2 separate regions of the Homo sapiens genome follow, and region 1 is linked to region 2. The links are chromatin contacts, found by Hi-C in ENCODE. All regions are on one chromosome and are shown on one strand. The core of a region is the stretch at or near the end of the contact, and the rest is flanking DNA. Distances in the headings are between cores, read along the strand shown.

What was found. Hi-C counts contacts between places; a loop is a spot of excess contacts on that map. Pooled maps may share reads with other maps.
Region 1: a pooled map shows a loop between it and region 2 (8-fold over the local background). The contact joins the enhancer-like site here to the promoter of EXOC1-AS1 in region 2. A Hi-C loop is called at or near these places in 5 of 37 single-sample maps with no recorded cell type and 10 of 50 pooled maps.

The regions. Positions count from the first base shown.
Region 1 is chr4:56,756,366-56,759,152 of GRCh38, forward strand. No RefSeq gene overlaps it. Among named protein-coding and RNA genes, the nearest start is that of CHAER1, 53 kb to the left of the region's middle. RefSeq lists enhancers at 1,427-1,496, 1,827-1,886, 2,017-2,186. Within about 2 kb of position 1,251, at least 26 of the 41 ENCODE cell types and tissues checked have a DNase peak (open chromatin) inside an H3K27ac peak, as active enhancers do.
Region 2 is chr4:55,946,685-55,949,392 of GRCh38, forward strand. It overlaps EXOC1-AS1 (EXOC1 antisense RNA 1), which reads right to left and starts at 1,328. Exons shown (of 5, transcript XR_941069.4): 1 at 1,156-1,328. CEP135 (centrosomal protein 135) reads left to right here and starts at 2,261. Exons shown (of 26, transcript NM_025009.5): 1 at 2,261-2,375. RefSeq lists enhancers at 1,070-1,219, 1,838-2,708 and silencers at 2,017-2,156, 2,207-2,666.

The DNA.
Region 1 (2,787 bases), core at 1-2,500, 810 kb after region 2:
ACTTCTCCTCTGTATGTCTTCTGTAGTATGTCTGTGTCTTGTCTGTATGTCTATCTTTTTTTTTTTTTTTTTGAGACAGAGTTTCGCTCTTGTTGCCCAGGCTGGAGTGCAATGGCACCATCTCAGCTCACCGCAATCTCTGCCCACTGGGTTAAAGCGATTCTTCTGCTTCAGCCTCCAGAGTAGCTGGGATTACAGGCACCCCGCTACCACGCCCAGCTAATTTTGTATTTTTAGTAGAGACGGTGTTTTTCCATGTTGGTCAGGCTGGTCTTGAATTCCCGACCTCAGGTGATCTGCCCACCTCAGCCTCCCAAAGTACTGGGATTACAGGCGTGAGCCACCACGTCCAACCCCTCCGTGTGTCTATCTTATAACGATACATGTGATTGCATTTGGGGTCCACCTGGATAATGCCGAATAAGCACCTCCTGTCAAGATCCTTAATTTCATCACATCGGCAAAGACCTTTTCTCCCCAGCAAGGGAACATTCACAGATTTAGGGGTTTGATGTGGATATCTTTTGGGGGGTCACTTTTTGGCCTACTGTACCACTCCTATATCCTAACAACAGAGTGAAACCTATAAAAAGGGGGCCATGATGCTGTCTCCCTACTTTGCCCTGCACTTTAGCAGCACAGGGTAGCAGTGCCAGACACTGGCAGCAGAGTCCAGGACATAACATTGAAATTGAACTGACTTAATCATAAGGATGCAAGATAAACTCCTGTGAGCATTCAGAAATATCTAAGATGAGAAGCAGAGAGGGCTAGAATCCTGCATTATTAGCAAGAGGGGACAAGGAATACCCTTCGACCTTACTATTTGACAGCTTTGTACATGAAAAAACTAATACACAAAGCCCGTGGTTGGCTTGAAGGAGGTAAGGAAGAGACTCTCTGTATCCTCTGGTTGTGACTGTTCAACCCATCCCAAGGGATGTAACTCCCAGTGCAGTGTGCTCTGACTCACAGGGAACAGCCAGCTTAGTGCCTGTCAAGGCCTTCCCTCCCAAACCCCAGGCAGCTGGATTCTGCAGGCTGGTTCTGGATCTGGGTGGTACTTTCCAGGCCCAGCCTGACACCAGTTTTAAAGGCCACCCCGGGTATCTATGGGCTCTGGGAGACGTAGGATGGAAATGACCCAAGGCCTGGGATATACACCAGGCCACAGCCAGAATGCAGGCAGTTCAGGCAGCATGTGTAGTAAATACACACTAAGATGTAATCCAGCAGGCCCCCCTGTACCACGCCCCACAGGTGGCACCAGCGTATAAAACAACCTGACAGCTACGGGCTGGAGAAGAGACACAGGCTGGCCTGGACAGGGTGTAGACATTGTTAAACACTTAGTTGAGTATCTGTGGGCAAGTCTTGAGATCGCTAAGTAGAATCTGAGCTTTGTTTCTTTGGTTTTTGGTCTTTTTTTTTTTTAAAGAAAGTACAAATACAAATTATGTGATTCCCTTTTCTCCTCTTAGACTGCCTTGCTCATCTGCTGCTTGGTCGAAGCCATTTGCTCCTCCCCCACACGCTTTGCTCATCAAGCAACCAGAGCGTTCCTGCCACCTGAGTCATTCTGTCCTGTGCTGCTCTGTCACCCTGTGAGTGTGAAGCCCCTGCTCCGGCCCTCCAGGAGGAAGGAGGCAGAGTGAAGCCAGGCATCTCTGGAGCCATGCGTTTGGCTTCAAAGTAGGAGGGACTGGGACTCTTAGGATGGAAAGTCTAGGGTAGGAGGGCAGGAGCTTGACTTTCAGCAATAAGGTAGGGAGGGAGGTGGTTTTACTGCAGAGGACTGGGTTTTACTTGCTATGAGCCTGTTTAGCTCTTTAAGAGCTGAACCTAAGTGTTTTTTTTTAAATATAGTTATTTATTTTGGGCTCCAGCTTCCTGCAGTTGCGGTTTCTGTCAGACTAGTTTGTTAAAAAAAGCACTTAGAACACATACCAGAGGACAGGAAGAAAGCAAAATACTGGCACTTTTGAAAAGTGTTGTTTTTACATGACTTGAATTTTAGTTCCTACTCAGGGTTAAAGGAAGTTCTCTTCCGAATAAAGAGTGCCTGTTGGGTGAGAGAGGATTTGCAACTGGAGTTGGAGATTCTGTGTCATTGGAGACATTTGTTCGTATGCATGGGCTTTAAAACACCAAGAAAAAATATACAGGAGAGTCCTTCCTTTTGTTATATACTAGCTGTGTTCCTGAAAACGTATATGAAAACATTAAAAAACTGATCCCTATTCAGAACGCAACAGGTGAGCTCACTAAAGGGCTCTTACCAGAAAGTCTTATAAATTGAGGCACTTGAAGGGCTGGGACTAGGGTGAGGTAAGGAAGGGGATGCCTAGACTCTCGGTAATTAGGATAAATGGTATTTTAATGCAGTATTTTAGCAAATCAAAATTAATGCAAAAGAACTGATCATGAACAATAACCAAAATATTAAGTAAAGATAGGATTCACCCCTTCCCCATTCTTTTTGGGGGTTTCAAATATTTGCAATTGCTTTATTTTTTGTTTTGAGACAGGGTCTCACTCTGTCACCCAGGCTGGAGTGCAGTGGCACGATCATAGCACACTGCAGCCTTGACTTGCTGGGCTGAAGCAATTCTCCCATCTCAGCATTCTAAGTAGCTGGGACTACAAGCAGATGCCACCACTCCCGGCTAATTTTGTTTGTATTTTGTACTGACAAGGTCTCGCTATGTTGCCCAGTCTGGTCTTGAACTCCTGAGCTCAAGCGATCCTCCCGCCTCAGCTTCCTATAGTGCTAGTGTCAGAGTCATT
Region 2 (2,708 bases), core at 78-2,577:
TCAAAACATGATATCCCAACACAAATGAAGAAAAGAAAAAAAAAATAAAACAAGCAGCAAGGCTGGGCACGGTGGCTGGCTGGGCATGGTGGCTCATGCCTGTAATACCAGGACTTCGGGAGGCCGAGGTGGGCGGATCACCTGAGGTCAGGAGTTCGAGACCACCCTGGCCAACATGGTGAAACTCTGTCTCTACTAAAAATACAAAAATTAGCCGGGCATGGTGGTGGGTGCCTGTAATCCCAGCTACTCAGGAGGCTGAGGCAGGAGAATTGCTTGATCCCGGGAGGTGAAGGTTGCAGTGAGCCGAGATCATGCCACTGCACTCCAGCCTGGGTGACAGAGCAAGACTCCATCTCAAAACAAAAACAAAAACAAAAACAAAAACAAAAACAAAAAAACAAGCAGCAAATAATGTAATAATTATAGCCACACAAACATGCACCTCACTGTTGCAGGGATTGATCTTGTACCCCGTGGGACCCATCTGTTCCATTCCCCAATCAGGTTATCCTGTCACGTTGAGGCAGGAATTTAAAGAAAGTTTTGTACTGCATTTACTCACTCTAAGGATAGTAACAAGCAAGGCTATAGGAAGGTCATGGTGACCTAGTCTAAGAAGCCAGGAATGAGCTCCAAACACCCCTGAGCAATGGTTAAGAAAAACAAATTCCTTTACTGTTTCTCTTTCCTTAGACCATTAATTATGATTATTTTTGCCTATGTTTAGAAAGATTTGTAGGTTCCTGTTTTTCTTTTGACGCAGCTGCAAGGCCACCAGCTAAGCAAAGCCAAAAGTTATGCAAATTTCAGCAGTTATGCTATAGATTACAAAACCTGTCACTGTGTGATTTACTGCCTTGGTTCTGCTTTTTTAATTTAGCCTATATAAGCCAAGCTCTGTCTTTGTTCAGGGCTCAGCTTTTTGGATGCAAATCCACGGAGCCAGTGCACACCTTAATAAAATCCTCCTGCTCCACCCATTGGTCTTTCTGGTCCTCTGCTTTCCCGCAACAATGGGAGTCTTCAAGCGGCCAGTGCCTTTTTCGTTCTTAACTGCCCAATCCGTGCCAGCAGAAGGCAGCTTTAAACCAAAGTGAAAGAGCTGAAGCAAAAAAGAAAGAAAATAAAAAGTCCCAGTTCTTCTGGGCTTACCTCCTGGCTGGCTCACCAAAATATGTTACCAGATTGGAAGTTGGGAGTTCCAGGTTCTTGGTGTTATGAACAAAGAATTGGATGAGACACACAAATAACCACCCCACAAGATTTATTAAGCAAAGAATATACCAGAGAGAGGAACGGGCTTATCTTCAAGTGGTGTCAGCCCTGGATTAATATAGCCTTTGTTCTTTTATACCCACTTCCTACACTTCTTTAACTCTAGGGAGGGGATTTCCTATAATTGTCATATCTGTTTTCTTGTTTTTTCTCTCTTAGTGCGCCTGCGTGAGCTTGCCATAATTTTAAGTGTATGTATGATAGGCATTCCATAGGTATGAGCTGGTCAGTCTTCTGACTTCCTTCCCTATTCTGCTGCCTCAGAAGGCCTATTTGGGAGAAAAGTAAACAGGAAAGAATGAAACTCCCTCTGACTGTCTGGGAAATTTTCAGGGGAGAAATGGAATTCTAGGATTTTACTATGTGTTTTCCATCTGTGAGTGGACTATAACGGTTTATTTCAATTTAATTCCACTCACAAATGTTTTGCTGAGTAGAATAGTCTCTGACTCAAGGAATTCACATTTGGGGGCGGCAGAGAGAGACGGATCAACAAATGATTGTATTTTGATGGATGAATTCTATGGTTCTACAGAGAGCCTGCGGGAGATACTATTGTGGGATAATTAATTGCATTGGGTGGTTGTCAGGGAAAGTTGCAGAGACAACGTGATATCTGCGTTTGGGGATTACGTGGTGAGCAGGCGTTCACCTTGCAGGTGAAGGCTACTCCGCTGCAGGGACCGGTACTGGGGCGGCGTTTGTTCCCCGCACGCAGTAGGTGATCCACACCTCCCGCCGACAGGAGGAAGAGGATGCCAGCTCAGGCACCAGCTGAGGTTTGGCATTTGCTGGCCGCGGGCGCCGACCTCCAGGGGGCGCCGTGGCCTCGCGCTGTCCGGGCCGTTGCATTTCCGGGCACTGGGGCTCCGCCATCGTCGCCAAGCGCGTCCCCGCCGCGAGCCGCTAATCGTCCGCCGCTCCCGTTACCGGGGCAACCGCGGCGCCTCCTCCGTGTCGGCCCCGATCGTCCCTCCGCGCCATTTTCAAACTGCTCTAGCGCCGGAGCCCGTGCCTGGACGGAAGGAGCTAGTGGGGGACTCGAGGCCTGAGGGCAATGCGGCTGGAGGCGGAGGCAACGGCGGCTGGAGCTGCCGGTGAGTCCGGATGTGGGAGCCAGAGGGCCAGCTGCGGCGGTGGTGGCGCCTTCGCCTTCTGGGCGGTACCCGCGGGCCGGGCTCGGGCACTGCCGGGAGGCCGCGCGGCCGCGGGAGGAAGTGAGGCCAGGCCGGGTCAGACCGGGCGGGGAGGGGCGCGGGGACTCTTCCCACCCACCCCGCTCCCACACCCCCTTCCCGTCAACACCCGACGGTAAAGTTGCAAACCGGAGATTGGGTGGAGGAGAGCTTGGGCCGACTCGTCAAGGAGCGTCTGTGTGGGCCGTGCAGACAGGCTTGCTGTTGACCAATGGATAGATTTAAACATTAAAA